Regions from separate parts of the Mus musculus genome. Here region 2 is linked to region 1. A link is a loop called in an ENCODE intact Hi-C map of the cell type or tissue named here. Cell type or tissue: heart. All regions are shown on one strand. Links, peaks and the distances in the headings refer to the core of each region. The heading gives the core; the rest is flanking DNA.

What was found. Hi-C counts contacts between places; a loop is a spot of excess contacts. Peaks named below come from ENCODE experiments on the same cell type or tissue, not always from the same donor. Only the 100,000 strongest peaks of a DNase experiment are listed, where the experiment ranks them.
Region 2: it touches region 1 in a loop (5-fold over the local background); 24 of 42 quality-filtered maps call a loop at or near these places.

What each region holds. Positions count from the first base shown.
Region 1 is chr17:27,626,046-27,634,369 of GRCm38, forward strand. It overlaps Rps10 (ribosomal protein S10), which reads right to left. Exons shown (of 6, transcript NM_025963.4): 2 at 8,281-8,324; 3 at 8,027-8,198; 4 at 6,234-6,311; 5 at 5,155-5,210; 6 at 4,370-4,461. The coding sequence ends at 4,420. Among named protein-coding and RNA genes, the nearest start is that of Gm15420, 5.0 kb to the right of the region's middle. In heart, for the core only: CTCF peaks have their summits at 1,562 (motif pointing right) and 3,405 (motif pointing left); a DNase peak (open chromatin) is centred at 3,396; H3K4me3 peaks cover 1,605 bases; H3K27ac peaks cover 717 bases.
Region 2 is chr17:27,566,736-27,575,059 of GRCm38, forward strand. No RefSeq gene overlaps it. Among named protein-coding and RNA genes, the nearest start is that of AI413582, 5.2 kb to the left of the region's middle. In heart, for the core only: a CTCF peak has its summit at 6,945 (motif pointing left); DNase peaks (open chromatin) are centred at 1,674, 4,756, 5,350 and 7,426; H3K4me3 peaks cover 343 bases; H3K27ac peaks cover 204 bases.

The DNA.
Region 1 (8,324 bases), core at 273-8,272:
TAAGGATCAAAGGGCTGTGTGCTTGGATGCTGATTCGTAGGATCAACAAAAGGACTCCTGGAGCAGATGACTGGATTGATCTGTGTGTAAATAGAACCCTGGGCTTTGACGTGCCGGAGATGAGCTAGTGGGAAGCAATAGCAGTTCTTCTTTAGTTTTTGAAATCTCTGGAGAGCAAAAACAGCTCTTCAAGAATTTTCTCTAAGGCTGGGCGTGGTAGCGCACGCCTTTGATCCCAGCACTTGGGAGGCAGAGGCTGGCGGATTTCTGAGTTCGAGGCCAGCCTGGTCTACAGAGTGAGTTCCAGGACAGCCAGGGCTACACAGAGAAATCCTGTCTCGAAAAACCAAAAAAAAAAAAAAGAATTTTCTCTAACAGGATTTCTAACTTGGTTAGGGATCCAATAAATTTTTTATAGCAGCCTTTCTGACCTTGGTCAGAAAAGCCATGAGCTACCTAGATAGCTTTTAGAATTTTTACTTACAGAGAGAGCTGTATCAACCAAAGAGTTTTTAGAATAGCAAGAAAAAGCTGTCTATTGCAGAGCAGAACACAGAGAGAGAGAGAGAGAGAGAGAGAGAGAGAGAGAGAGAGAGGTCTGGAAAGCCATCGCAAAAGGCTTGGACCCAGCGACTTCGAGCCCTTTCTTTGCAAGGCTCCCTAACACCCATTTGTTCTCTCGGGAACGCCTCTCCATGTGGCTTGGTCTCCTCTCCCATTGCATATTTCGTCCTATTTAAAGATGCTGCCCTTTTTCTCACAATGGCCTCTTTGATGTGTCAGTCAAGCAGGCAAGGCTTGTTTCTCCAGTAACTGTTCCTCTGGAACTGGGCCACACATTTATCACACACAGGCTTCCAATAAAGCAGTCCCTAACAGCCATGGACTAGGGGCTTCCACAGGCTGGGACTGCCAAACACGACCTCTCATCCTTCTTTCTCCCCAGCAATGGCCCCATTCTGTCCTAGCTTCCTCCCTCCCTTTCTTGCTGAGTTTCTTGCAGTGCCTCACCATGACCACTCAGCAGCTGGTGCAGCCAATGGGCAGCCTGACAGTCTGTGAGGATAGCAGTTCATGCTCTCATTACCCTGGTGGCCCAGACCTGTAATCCCAGCACCTCTCTAGAGAAGTACAGGGAGGAGGCTAGCAAGTTCAGGGTCAGTGTGTATGAGCCACCCCTCCAGCCCTTTCAATTTTTTTTTAAGATGACCTATGACCTTTAAGATTTATTTAAAGCCGGGCATGGTGGTGCACGCCTTTAATCCCAGCACTTGGGAGGCAGAGGCAGGCGGATTTCTGAGTTCCAGGCTAGCCTGGTCTACAGAGTGAGTTCCAGGACAGCCAGAGCTACACAGAGAAACCCTGTCTTGAAAAATCAAAAATAAAAAAAAAGATTTATTTATATGAGTACACTATAGCTGTCTTCAGACACACCAGAAGAGGGTGTCAGATCCCATTACAGATGGTTGTGAGCCACCATATGGGATTTGAACTCAGGACCTCTGGAAGAGCAGCCAGTGCTCTTAACTGCTGAGCCATCTCTCCAGCCTGAAGGGGGCAGTCAAGCGTGCACACGTGGAGGTCAAAGGACGGCTCCACAAGCTGACAAGCTGGTTCTCTCCTGGCACCGAGTGAGCCTGAGGTGAGCTGAGCCTCTCTGGCTTGGCAGTGAACCCCATCATCTCACTGCCCTTTTGTTATTTGTCTCTTACTGTCTTAAAACCACCCTCCTTAAGTGACCTCACCTAAGTCTGCCCTGCCCAACTTCACTGCCTGACCCCCTGCCCTCGAGTTTTGTAAGTTTGGATAACACCTGGTCTTTGCTGTTACAAAGCAGGTTTTTCAGTTTGGGTTTTTGTTTTTGACACAGGGTTTCTCTGTGCAGACCTGGTTATCCTGGAACTCCCTCTGTTCCAGACCTGTCCTGACCAGGCTGACCTCTGAGTGTTGGATTAAAAAGCACTCACCACTGCCCACCTAGGTTTGGGTTTTCTTACCAAGGTGCTTCAGGGTAAACTTAGCTTTTGTTTTGAATAGGATCTCAGCCTAACCCTATTTGGGCTCTATACAGATCCTATCTAAATTAGCTGTGAGTTTATTCTGAGGTGATAAACAGGTTTTCTTTTTTTTTTTTTTTAAGATTTATTTATTTATTTATTATATGTAAGTACACTGTAGCTGTCTTCAGACACTCCAGAAGAGGGAGTCAGATCTCATTACGGATGGTTGTGAGCCACCATGTGGTTGCTGGGATTTGAACTCCGGACCTTCATTCAGAAGAGCAGTCAGGTGCTCTTACACACTGAGCCATCTCACCAGCCCCAGGTTTGTTTTCGAGACAGGGTTTCTCTGTGCAGTCCTGGAACTCACTCTGTAGACCAGGCTGGCCTTGAACTCAGAAATTCGCCTGCCTCTGCTTCCCAAGCGATGAGATTAAAGGCATACTCCCCCACTGCCCAGCCTGGCCTTGAACTTTTGAATTCGCCTCTATGCCGTATCCCGGTGATTACAGGCATTGAGCCAATAGGCACGAGCCTGTTTATTCACAACACATGTCCCTGAGCCTCTAAGAAAAGATGAGCAAGGGACAATTATTACCAAGAACAGATTGCTTTATAATTTTGAAGCTTCTCCCAACCTATGGGTGACCCTAGATTTTAACCTCTTATGGCACACACCTATAATCACAGCACAGCAAAGGCTGAGATAAAACAGAGTCTGGCTGGGCGTGGTGTGGCACGCCTTTAATCCCAGCACTTGGGAGGCAGAGGCAGGTGAATTTCTGAGTTCAAGGCCAGCCTGGTCTACAGAGTGAGTTCCAGGACAGCCAGGACTGCACAGAGAAACCCTGTCTCGAAAACAAACCTGGGGCTGGTGAGATGGCTCAGTGTGTAAGAGCACCTGACTGCTCTTCTGAAGGCCCGGAGTTCAAATCCCAGCAACCACATGGTGGTTTACAACCATCCGTAACGAGATCTGACTCCCTCTTCTGGAGTGTCTGAAGACAGCTACAGTGTACTTACATATAATAAATAAATCTTTAAAAAAAAACAAAAACCAAACAAACCTGTTTATCACCTCAGAATAAACTCACAGCTAATTTAGATAGGATCTGTAGAGCCCAAATAGGAATAGTGGCGTAAAACCTAGCAGCCTAGGTACCCCACAGGCCAGAAGCTGCAAAACCTCCCGAGCACCCAGGCTAAATGCTGCCAAGGTATATATATATATATATATATATATATATATATATATGCACTGCCCATGAGCTGTGGTGTCTGAAGGGAAGCCAAGCCAAGACTGCACAGCAAACTTCAATGCCACTGCTGCTGGCCAACAGGAAACTCCTACAGCAAGGCATTCAGGTTCCAAAACCCAGGGCTACCTGCTGCCACCTAGTGGCCCTGTCCCTACAGATGCCAATGCTTAGATGCACTTAATACCAAATGGATCTTCTGGCCCAAAGTTCCTAAGTTCTTCCACAGTCCTCCCCAAAACATGGTCAGGTTGTCACAGGAATACCCCACTCTGCTGGTACCAACTTAGTCAGGGTTTATATTCCTGCACAAACATCATGACTAAGAAGCAAGTTGGGGAGGAAAGGGTTTATTCAGCTTACATTTCCATACTGCTGTTCATCACCAAAGGATGCAGGACTGGAACTCAAGAGATGCAGCTTGGAGTCTATACAGGGTGCTTTGCCAGTCACTCCTACTCAGCTCCAACCTTGAGTGGCCAGTGACTGACCTGTAGATAAAGGGCCAGTCCCTACACCCATCCAACACAACCAAGCTCCATTCTGGTGCCATAACCGGCTGTATGCTGTAGTCCATTGGGACACCTCTCACCTGCTACTCAGAAGTAACATTCTCATCTCTCCGCCCCTAATACCCTAGTTACCACCACTCAAGACCCAGAAAAACTGCCATTCATTTCCCCAAGGTGCCCTCAGTCAGGACTCCAGCAGCTTCCATTCCAAGCTGGAAATAGAGCAATCCAGCCTTACAAAGCTGAGAAGTTATATTCTATTAGTGCTAGGGTTTCAGTCCCAGGCCTCTCTATCCCTACTCTATTCCAGGCCATGTGTGAAAGGATCAAAAGTTCAAAGCTGCCCTGGGACTACTCCACAGGAAGGAGACCTGTCTGTGCTTAGGACCTCCCCACTCTAAGGCAGCACCCACAGCATGGCTGGTCTGAGGGAGAGGTCACAAACCCTGACAGCTGAGGCACAGCCCTGCACTGAACCCACTCTGCAGGGAGGGAGATGCTAGCCTGCCAAGGATCACCGATGATACTCCCAAAATTTCACTCCATTCACACACACACTGACCCTTGAACCAGCCCCCTTTAGGCTACAGAACATACACAAGTGGACATGTTTTTCTTTAAAGTTTATTCAATACAACATAAACTCCAACTTCACTGAGGTGGCTGACCACGTCCACGACCAAAGCCGCCTCTCTGCAAGAAAAAGCAAATGAGCATTAGCAATGGCCCAGCTCTGCCTGGAGGCATTTCTAGCTCTTAGACCTCAGCACCAGAGACACCCACAAAAGTAAACAGCCAGGAGACCATTCCACCCAGTCCCACCCCTACTGGCTGTGGAGCGGTATTTAAGTTTTGAGTCTGTTTCCCACTGTTAAACCTTTAAGGCTATGGCTGCAAAGTTGGGCACTAAAGTAGCCCCAGCCTAGGGACTCATACCCTAGAGCCTCTTCCTCAGATGAGATCTGAGAGCAGTGGTCTGTGAGGCCCTGCTACAGGGCTCCATGAGACTGCAGCCCCCCATGGCAAGCAGGCAATGAGATTAGCTGGTCTACATGTGCCTTTATCGTGGTAACTGTCACCATTTCATGGACACACCAAGGCAGAAGGGAACCAAGATCAAATGGGGACTGTAGAGCAATTCTGTTTCGGGTCCTACAGAATTCCCAGTGTTCTGTTTCAAATGTCATAAAATAAATTCAGAGGCTGGGCCCTAGCCTTCAGTTAATAGGAGCACACCACAGACACAAGATCTGCAAAGCATGTTCACACAGTTCCACTGCAAGACTGATCCCAACACAGTAGGGAAAGGACCCATCATACCCCCATAGCCCACTAACACTGGCCAGGCCCCAGTGACTGCAGAGCAGACAAGAAAGAGATACTCACAAACTGGAACTCAGTGGCTGAGCCAGCCCCAGCCTCAGCTTTCTTGTCAGCTCCAGCTGGAAAGAACAATTTACAGTCACCTAAGAGCTGACCCCTGGGTAGGAAGGCAGGCAAGTCTCCTCACTGAGCACCGGTGACGGGGAGCACGGCTTGCCTCTCCTCCCACCCCCCTCAGAGCCCCTGGTCACCTCCCAAACTCATTAACTACCATCCCCTCCTCCAGGAAAGCTGCTCTGACCTCGAGAACCAAACTGCACAAGAGGTTTAGCCAAGGAGAGAGAAACAAGTGTGGCAGATCAGATGGGAAGGGGAAGGGGGTGAGGGAGGGTGAAACACCCATGCTCTAGGTTACACGTTAAAACAACACTTTAGGACTAAATGTAAAGCTGCAGTAGCCAAATCACGTTTCCACTAAACGTAGGTTTTACACTCAAATTCAGCTCATGGGTTGGGCGAGCTGGGGCCAACAGAACGCTGCTTTATTACAATCGGAGACTACCCTGTCCCCTCAGCACCAGGCAGTTGCTGGCTCACTTCTGTCTCCAATCAGGGTGCTCACGGGCCCCACCCTCTGCACGAGGATTCCCTCAACCATAACTGTGGAAGGTGTTCATCTCCAAGTACCAAATGCAGAAAGGATGGTAAGAAAAGCTCTGCACACATCCCACACCTCAGTCTTCCCTGTATTTTCCTCAGGAGTCAAACCGGCTCTTCTAGGTGTTTGCTTGATCCTCCCTCCCATGAGCCTGCTTCTCTGACCCACCTGCAGCACTGTTGCACCAGTGACAGTGGGAACTCAATGACAAGGGCATCGTGGAGATGTTCTCAACCCCCACAGGTGCCCAGCACACCTGGCAGGCTCAGGGCAAGCATTCTTTCTCAAACACTAGGTCCCACGGGGTTGACAGAGGGATGTCGGCTGAGCCCTGCCAACACTGGCCTTCAGTGTTCCAGCACAGGCCTCCCTCTAGTTCCCACACCAGGACCTTTCCTGGCTGCCTTGGCAGCAAGGACTGCATTCCATGGAGGGCTGCTAAGAATCTGAGTTCAACCCCAGGCAGAGGAGAGGAGATACTCACGGGGCACAGCGCTCCTTCTGTAGGTGTCTCTGTCAGCCTCCCCTCTTGTGAATCTTGCAGGTCGCTCACCCTCTGGACCTACAGAAACCAAAAGATATTGTGAGTGCAGGGCAGCAAATGACTGAAGAGCAGGAGAAGCTGGCAGTGCGGTGTGCTTCCAGCTCTCTCTGGGAGCCAGACTATAAAGGAGTATCAGTCCTTCACACCCAGAACAGTGCCACAAACTTTGATGTCCCCACAGGAAATTATCACTACCAGTATTTCGGTTCCTCACATCTTGGTTAAAACAAGCTGGGTGGTGGTAACAAGCCTTTAATCCAAGCACTCAGGAGCCTGGCACAGAGTGAGTTCCAGGACAGCAAAACCAACAAAAAACCAGACCACAAGCAAGCAGCCAGTGGCAGTTCAGTCCATAAACGATGCTATGAAATCTCAGAGACCTAAACTTGACCACAGATTTCACTGGGAAAAGACACAATTTTCAAAGTTGTCTCCATACCTCCACACACCTTCCAGTTTACCCTTGCCTCCCACACACCCCACTCAGAGGGACTTACTTAGCACATATCCACCTAGAATGGTTTTAGAGGGGATCTGGCTCTATAGCCTAGCCTGCCCCTGCTTCCTGAGCGGGAGGTAGGATTAACATTTTTACCTGGAAGGTTGGGTGGGTTGGCACACACCTTTAATCTCAGCACTCAGGAAGCAGGGGCAGGCAGATCTGAGTTAAGGCCAACCTGATCTGATTTAGGACAATCAGAGAAACCCTGTCTCAAAGTGCCCAAATTATTGCCACAAATTTCTAATTTTTATTTTTTGGTTTGACTTTATGTGACTCACAAAATATCACTGTATAGTCAGTCCTAGCTGTCCTGAAACTCAACAGCGCCTCTGCCTCCCAAGTGCTGGGATCAAAGGTATGCACCACCACGGGCTCCTTAACGAACTTGGTTTCACCCAGGGTATTCATTCAGCAGAGACACAGACCCCCTAACTGCTAGGATCCCTTAGGTGTGCTCTGCACAACTTCCTGGGCTAAGCACTCTCCAGGAAAACCCAACTGTGTTCAGGAATATTTTTACCCCATCACTTCAGCCTGTAGATACTACATTAGTTCAAGGGACTGCAGGCCAGCAGTGATCTCAGGAACCAGGGACGTTCCAGACACCCCCCCCCCAAGCATACCCTCAGGTCATGCTTATACACAGCTGGCTTCTCCCTCCTCCTCCTCCTCACTTCTGTTCCCCTGGCCAAGTAAATACACAAAACCACTCTGCTTGACAGTGCTCTGCCACACCACCGGGTCACACTCAGGCATTGGGGGAGGCTGTAGCCATGAAAACTGTTCAAATTCAAGGCCATCTCACAGAATTCTGGGATATCACCTGAGATCTTGCCCTGACACCACTGTGCTCTAAGAACATGCCTAAGCAGCCGGGCGTGGTGGCACACGCCGTTAATCCCAGCACTAGGGAGGCAGAGGCAGGAGGATTTCTGAGTTCGAAGCCAGCCTGATCTACAGAGTGCGTTCCAGGACAGCCAGGGCTACACAGAGAAACCCTGTCTTGAAAAACCAGAAAAAAAAAAGTCTAAGCTGTGAGAGGTAGAACACACCTGTGACCTCCAACCCTCAGGCTGAGATGGGATCAGAGATTGTTTAAAGTTCCCAGCTATATAAGGACCTCAAGGCCCCTCTGGGTTTCATGAGACCCTATCTCAAAAGCAATTGTGCAACCAATACACCCCCAAAAAACGGTTTCTGAGGCGGCCCTTGGGGCAATCAGAATCAGTACCTTTGGGCCGAGGCCTGCCGGTCTCGGGACGGCTGCGACGCAGGGTGGCGGGCACGATCTCCGGGGGTAGGTGCAGGTAGTCTCGGAGATACTGGATGCCCTCGTTCGTAAGGTACCAGTAGAAATGTCTCCAAGCAAACTGTTCCTTCACGTAGCCTCGAGACTTGAGAGACTGCAGGACATAGACACATGTCAGTCAGCAGCTGGCTCCTCGGGAAGGGCAGACCTATTCCCACCTGTGTCCCTCTCCACACCTGCATGGCCTTCATTACATGAAGGTTGGGCACATTTTTGTCTG
Region 2 (8,324 bases), core at 119-8,118, 59 kb before region 1:
CCCTCTCTCCCTCCTCCTCACCTCCACCCACCTCTTCTTTCTACTGCCAGAGTGTTGAGATTAAAGGCCCGTTCGTCACACCAGCAGGACATATAATCACAGCATGGAACCTACACTTACTCTGAGTGGGCATTATAGTTTATGCATACATACCTATAGTCCTGCCCCAGGCCTCTTCTCCCCCTGCCTAGGTTGAAAGCCATCTAACATTGGTGGTACTGAAGCAAAGCCTCCTGAGTCAATCAGATGGTAATCAGGACAAGGGACAGCCTAGGTGCCCTATTCTTGCACAGAAACCCCAAGGGGCAGATGTGAGGTACCCTGAGCTAGCCCCCCTTGCTACTTCCTGCCTGCCATGTGGTTATGAGTGAGTTCCTCTGTCTGGCCCTGCCTGGATTGCCTCAGACCTTTCTGGAGAAGGATAATTGACAGCAGGTCAGGTGCAGAGGTAGACCCAACAGGGAAGCATGGCCGATGGGAACCTTGACAAACTTCGTCCTCAGACAGCACCACCTGACTGGGGGTAGGATGGGGAGAGGGAAAGAATCAATGAAACCCCTCAGCCTGGAGGTTGCAGGGGCATCCGCTGTCACCTTCAGCAAAGAGACGAGACACCTTAGGCTGTAGACCTTCAAGGATGTCGGAGATTTTAGAAGTGGGGCTCCTTCCTCCGTTGTCCAGATCCCCAGCTTGTGTTTGTTGTCGGGACTTTTGCAGTTTAACTTTTCTTTTCTCTAGACTTCTCTGCTTCCACCTCCGGAGTTCTATGACAGCTGTGCGCTACAAGGTATCCAGCATGTCTGGAAGGCTAGTTCATGTATTCAAAGGGCCAGGGTCTCGGGGGCCTGGCCTCAATCCTAGAACAGAAACTCTGATAAGCTAGGAAGGGCAGGGAGCAGCCTGAGGCCCCAGGCAGTGTGACAGCCAGCATCTTGTGAAGGACAGGGAACATGGTGGGTACGGGGTCTCTTCCTGGATGCTCTGGGCTGGCAGCTGTTCCAGAGCTGCATTTATCATTTTACATTCAGATTTTTTGGGTTTTGTGTTGTGTCTTGGTTAAGGTGTCTATTGCCGTGATGAAACACCACAACCAAGGAGCGAATTGGGCAGGAAAGGGTTTTCATAGCATTGTCATCAGAGGAAGTCAAGAGAGGAACCCCAATGGGGCAGGAAGCTGGAGGCAGGAGCTGAGGCTGCGGCCATGGAGGGGTGCTGCTTACTGGCTTACCCCTCACCATGGCTTTCTCAGCCTGATTTCTTAGAGAACTCAGGACCACCAGCACAGGGATGACGCCACTCACAGTGGGCTGAGCCCTCCCCCATCAATCATTAATGAAGAAAATGGCCAAACGGCTTGCCTACAACCTGATCGTATGGAGGCATCTTCATGACAGAGGCCCTCTCCTTTCAGATGACTTTAGCTTGTGTGAGGTTGGCACAAAACTAAGCAGCACAGTGTGTGTGTGCTGTGAAGGATCGGACCCAGGACCTTAGGCACACTTTGGGTACCTCCTGTGGGTGCCCTGCCACTGAAGGACACCCCAGGCCCACTCCTTTTGCTTGCCTCCTTACCCAGACTGCATCTGAGGTCATTGTTGGGACTGGAGTGGCCATCCTGAAGGTCCTTTTTGCTCTGAGCCCTTCCGCACAATACTTGCCAAATAAAAGAAACCAAGAAGGCTGGGCTGTTTCCAAGTGACACAACTTCACAATATGCTCAGCAAGGCAAAGGTCCAGGAAGCCAAAGGCAGTCAGGACCGGGTGTCCTTTATATGGACGGACCTAAGGGACCAGCGCTGCAGCTCTGTGCAAGGTACTTGCTTAGGATGCGAGAGGTCCTGTGTTCCACTCCCAGCAATCCTCAAAAACCACTTTAAAATCCCAGAGGAACAGGTATGGTGGCATACATATTTAGTCCGCAGCTTTCAGGAGGCAGAGGTGGGCAGAGTTTGAGCTAGCCTGGTCTATATAGAATTCCAGGGCAGCCCGGAGAAAGACCCTGTATCAAATAAATAAACAGAACGAAAAAACCTGGAGGTACTGTGAAGAGGCAGGAAAAGAAACCAGCTCAAGCAGAGGCAGGTGGATTTCTGAGTTTGAGGCTAGCCTGGTCTACAGAGTGAGTTCCAGGTCAGCCAGGGCTACACAGAGAAACCCTGTCTCGAAAAAAAAAAACAACAAAAAAAAGCAGAGGAAGAAGGATCCCGTCTCAGCTCAGCTTCTCACGCACTATGTGCTGCCTGGTTAGTTTTTTTTTTTTTTTTTCCTTCCTTCCTTCCTTCCTTCCTTCCTTCCTTCCTTCCTTCCTTCCTTCCTCCTTCCTTCCTTCCTTCCTTCCAAGATTAGGATTGCATGTAGCTCAGGCTAGCCTCAGGTTCGTTATGTAGCTAAAGGTGGGCCGCCTGGCTCTGTCCGAATGAACTCCTAGCGTGTGCATCCATGGCTGGCTGCCCCTCGGTCCTACCATTGGTTGTTTTAGAGTTGGAGGCTCTAATCTCCAATATCACAAGCATATTGTGAGCCCCATGGGAAACGGGACAGTCCAGGCAAAGCGTCAGCTTCAGGTCCTCAAACCCACTCTGGGGTAAAGGGTCAGGGGGCTCCTGCACATGCGCCACAACAGTCGCTGGCCCTGGAGTTTGTGGAAGTGGGCATGGCCTTTGTTCTGGATCTGTTTCTTCTTGTCAGCTCACCCCTGCGGTCCGGAATTCTGCCCGTGCCCCTGGGCTTGTGGCCATGTTACCCCAGTTCTTCCAGCAAAGCAAGCTGCGAGTCTGTCTTGTGTCCCGGCGTCTGACCCTGCTCCGCTCCTCTAGCCTCTTACTCCATAAGTTTTCTCCCTTCTTCCATGGCTCCCAAGGTAGCTTGTTTTGCACCAAGGTGCTAGAAAAGCATGTGCACTGCCTCTGTCTCTGTCTGTCTGTCCATCCGTCCGTCCATCCGCCAGTCCGACTCTCTGTATTGGGATGCACTGAGTGGATAGAGTGACTGTTGCTGGTCACAAATTCCATTTACTGTGTCTTCAAGATGCCACTCAGCTCTGTTTTCTCCTGCGTGAATTTCCAAGGAACCCCCAGCTATGGTGGCGGGGAGCCTCTCCTCTCTGAAAGCACCTCGGAATGGGGGCATGTCCAAGGGGACACAGTCCAGTTTAGAGGCAAAGATCTGAGAGGCTTCCCAAAGTGGGGCACTGAACATGTGAACAGGAAACACTGCGGCAGCGTCTAATGCATTTGGGGAACTGCAACAAGTTCCAGGAACAGTCGGTCACCAAAGGCAGTCCTGTGGCACCCAATATGGTGGCCACTGCCATGTAAGGTCCCAGCTGGCCTTCCTGCCAGGCCCTCTGGCCTCAGTTTACCATTTTCACAGCACTGCCCACCATGTTACAAAACCAACAGTCACTGTCACTAAGCACAGCCTGGGCCACGGTGCTTCCTCATCCTCAGAAATCCTCAGACGTTTCCTCCTTTGGGAAGGACCCAGCTCACCCCTGAGCCTTTTCTGTTAACACTGAAGATCTTCCTTGCATACCCTAGGCAAGTTTTCTGCCAACCTACTTGCCCTCTCTGGACTGAAACGATGCAGAAGAGCCTGCCCGTGCCTCCTGAGTGCTGGGAGTAAGGGCATTGTATATTAGTTACTATACCGGGCTTAAATTTCGTTTTTCTGTGTCCGTGTTTATGTGTGTCGGTCTGCCATAGTGGATGTGTGGAGGTCAGAGGAAAGCTCATAGCAACTGGCTCTCTCTTTCCATATGTGGGCCCTAGGGACAAAACTCAGGTCATCAGGCCTGGTGACTTATGCTTATTACTGGCCAAGCCATCTCACCAGCCCTTTGCTGCTTGTTGTCTATGTATTTACTTATCTGTCTGTCTGTCCGTCCTTATGTCCACCCACCCACCTATGTGTTGAAGACAGTCTAATGTAGTCCTGGCTACATTCCTGGAACTCCTATGTAGACCAGACTGGCCTCAGAGTCACAGCTGTTCCTGCCTCCTGAGTGCTGGATTAAAAGTGTACATCACCAAGGCCCATATGCATTTTATTTCTGAGACAAGGTTTCACTCACTAAGTTACCCAGGCAGGTCTTGAAGTCACTCTGTAGTCTGGGCTACCCTTAAACCTTCAATTATTGTGCCTTGGCTTGCCGGGCCCTGTTGGACTCCATTGTTGCTGTGTTGTTGCTTCTGTCTGTCTGCTGTTACTAGTGAGCTGAGCACCGTCCTGCCTAGCTATGGCAAAACTGCCACCAAGAACAACCTAAAGATAGGATGGCTGCTTTTTCTTGTGTGTGTGCACGCTCATACACGCACCCACATGAGCCTGTTCAAGTACTTAGCTGTTTAAGCCATAGAGGAAAAGCAACAGAGAGCAAATCAGACAGGTGCCAGGGGAATCTGCCTGTCCAAATGCTGAAGGACCTTGTCCCCAACTACTTTTGGATCCACCAATAAAAATGTCAGCAGCTGAGCCAGGCGTGGTGGCACACACGCCTTTAATCCCAACACTCAGGAGGCAGAGGCAGGTGGATTTCTGAGTTCGAGGCCAGCCTGGTCTATAGAGTGAGTTCCAGGATAGTCAGGACTATACAGAGAAACCCTGTTTCCAAAAACCAAAACCAAAACCAAACCAAACCAAAACAAAACCAAAAGATGTCAGCAGCTAATGGCTGGGCAAAGGGAAATGGGGCGGGACTCTTAGATCTGTGAAGGCCAGGAGGCAGGGGAGGAGAGTCGCCATGACCTGGGAGAGTCGGATCAGATTTAGAGCTGCAGAGGGAAGATCTCTGAAATGTAGGGGAAAGGGGAAGCCCGCCCAGAAGCTAGTGTCTCGGACAGCATAGACCAATGGGCCTCACGGAAGGTAACAGAGTAGCGAAGTTAAAAGTAGATTCAGAAGGTGTTAAGACAGGGGTACCAGAAGGAAAAGTATGCTAGCTGCAGGAGGATTAGAACTGCCCAGCAAAAATAAGCTCGTGTGTGTGTGTGTGTGTGTGTGTGTGTGTGTGTGTGTGTGTGTGTGTTTCATTTAAGGATCTAAAGAGCTCAGGGGCCGGGTGGCTGGAAGCGCCACCCGCCAGGAGCATAAGGCTGAGTAGGCAAACTCCAGGCTACAGAGTCCCACATTTAGCACACTGCTGATATTCAGGACAAAGCACTGAGGCTCATGGCTGCAGCCCCAGATATTCTCCTATTGGCCATGATGAGAAAACGAACCATTCAGACCCCAAGTCTGCCTGCACCAGAAAGGCTGTGGCTTACAACCAGCTTTTTCCCACACGGTGACCAGATCTCCAGGGATGGCAGTCAAACCGGACAGGGGTGAGCAGAACGTCCACAAGGGCTGGCAGGAATGTGGAACCTGTCCAGCGTCAGGAGCCAACCTGCTTTCCTCGGGGTGAGACCCCCCCCCATCCCTGTATGTCTAAGATATAAATCCTGGTCAGTCTGCAGGAAGACAACCTTACAGTTACCCCAAGAATTACCTCAAACACTGATGGTTTAGTCATAAAATGTAGGTCAGAGGAGGTCTTTTTTGTTTTTTAAGATTTATTTATGTGTGTACACTGTTGCTGTCTTCAGACACACCAGAAGAGGGCATCTGATCCCATTACACATGGTTGTGAGCCACCATGTGATTGCTGGGAATTGAACTCAGAACCACTGACATCTCTCCAGCCCCAAGAGGGAGTCTTTTTAACACCCCAGTTACAACTACAGGACAGTTGGCTCGTTCCTCAGATTCGCATCTGCAATCCCTGTTAAGGAAGCTGAGGTAAGAAGATTATGAGTTCAAGGCTGTTCCGTGTACATAGGATCTGGTCACCGGGAGGCAATGGCTCTGTGAGATTCAGGATCCCCAGCCTGGTCTACAAAGTGAGTTCCAGGACAACCAGGACTACACAGAGAAACCCTGTCTCAAAAAAACAAAAACAAACAAACAAAAAAACAGTATTTGACACACGTCTTTCGGGGTCTGTTCTTTTCTTCCCAGTGGCTTCCTGAGTGGTTCTTAAATTTTTATTTGTTTGTTTGTTTATTGTCACCCTGGAGGGGAGGGGCTATCCTCTCATGTGTGTCACAGTGTAGGTGTCAGAGAGCGGTTTTATGGACCTTTCAGCATCCACCTTGTCTTTAGTTCTTGGGAGCAGCCAGCCACCTGCCTTTATCCACTGAGTCACATGACCCATCCATCTTCTGATCCCACTGCGCTTGCCCTCCCTGTCACCCCCACCCCCATCCCCTTTGCTGGGTTCTTGAGGTCAAAGATGGTCCCATGAAAGTCTCTCACTTTGCCATTCAGGGAACTGGAACTGGTCCCACAGGCACTGGGGCAGTTAGGGCCTGTTTTGTCTCCTCTGATGAAGGCACTGACATGCATGGGGCAGACCGCCCTGCCTTCACTCTGTGCTAAGGATAGGCCAGTCATACCCACCCAGCCAGGACAGGGCTCAGCACAGCTTGGACGTATTGGGGGTGGGGCAGCATTCAGTAAGCTCTGGCCCCCTGGCCCCAATATGGAAAAAGGTGGCTTCCCTGTTTGCCATTGAGATGTGGGCTTCACTCTGTAGGCCATTCTGACTTCAGGTTCATAGGACAGACCACCATACCGAGCTTGAAGAACAGTTTTAGTTTAATGAAAAACGGGGGCTGTCGAGATGGCTCAGTGGCTAAGAACACTGACTGCTCTTCCAAAGGTCCTGAGTTCAAATCTCAGCAACCACATGGTGGCTCACAACCACCTGTAATGAGATCTGACGCCCTCTTCTGGTGTCTGAAGACAGATACAGTGTGCTTATGTATAATAATAAATAAACATCTAAAAAAAAAAAAACTTTTGGGCTGGTGAGATGGCTCAGTGGGTAAGAGCACCAGACTGCTCTTCCGAAGGTTTGGAGTTCAAATCCCAGCAACCACATGGTGGCTCACAACCATCTGTAACAAGATCTGACTCCCTCTTGTGGATTGTCTGAAGACAGCTACAGTGTACTTACATATAATAAATAATGAATCTTTAAAAAAAGAAAAAGAAAAACAGTATAATGAGGTCTGTTTATAGACACACACACCAAAAAAAACAAACCCATGCTGGAGAATTCTGCATTCATGCACACGTGCACTCCTGAAGCAAGGGGTCACGAGGCAGCTGCTCTTGAAGACTGAGCCTGTAGAAGCCATATCTGTGAGGCCATGTCGACTAGGGAGAGGGGCTATGGGTGGATGGGAATAAAAGCCTTAATAAACAGCCTGCTGTGACCAGATAACACACCCATCCCTTAGCACAGACTGGTCTGGTTTCCTGACCCGCTGAGTGGAAGAGAGGCTTCCAGGACAGAAGACCTTCTGCCGAGGACCTTGTGCAGAAGGGAATATGTGTGCCCAACGGATGCTGACATCAGCTGGGTGATGATAAAGGTCAGCTCAGGTCACCTCGCTGGTGGAGCTACCACTGCCTCATGGCAGAAGGGTAATCCCTGAATAGTACTGACCGACTCCACCGTGGGATGGCTGCTTGTCACATCAGATGCCCTGCTCCCAAGTTCAGATCCCATGTGCTCCCGATGTCAGCACTGGGGTCTCCCTCACAACCCATCTTGTTTTTCAATTTATTTTTGAGATTACATCATTTTCTCTTCCCTTTCTTCCTCCCTCCCATGCACAACCCCCCCCCCCCTTTTTTTTTTTTCGAGACAGGGTTTCTCTGTGTAGCCCTGACTGTCCTGGAACTCACTTTGTAGACCAGGCTGGCCTTGAACTCAGAAATCTGCCTGCCTCTGCCTCCCGAGTGCTGGGATTAAAGGCGTGCGCCACCACGCCCGGCTCCAAATACTGATTTTTTTATGGTTGGTCCTTCCCGCACCGCTGGAGCCAGCTTGGCAGGAGGAGGGTGGGGAGCACGGAGCAAGGGCATCACTCACAAGGGTGAGCATTTGCTTTTGCAGAGGGGGCCGTTGAGAAGTGCTCTGCCAGACTCCTACTTGTGGGGCCGAGTGATGGCATGTGCCACGTGCAGAACTCTTCTCTGTCCCCCACACCCAGCCCAGCCCAGGGACAAGGTGTGGAAGAACCCGAGGATACTGCATGGAAGGCAAAGGGGAAAACTCAGCTTCCTTCTGCTTTCTCAGGACAGATTCCATTTCTTGCAGAGCCAGAGAGGACTGCCAAGGCCTCCCCAGCAGGGCTCCGGGAAGGGGGCCAGGCTGGGCTGGCTGCAAGAGCGAGTGAGAGGAAACGATGGACTTTCCAAGAAGTGACAGGGTGACAGGCAAGGCTGTTCCTCTCCTAGCCAGGGTGGAGGGGTGGGGGAGTGGGGGGGGGGGA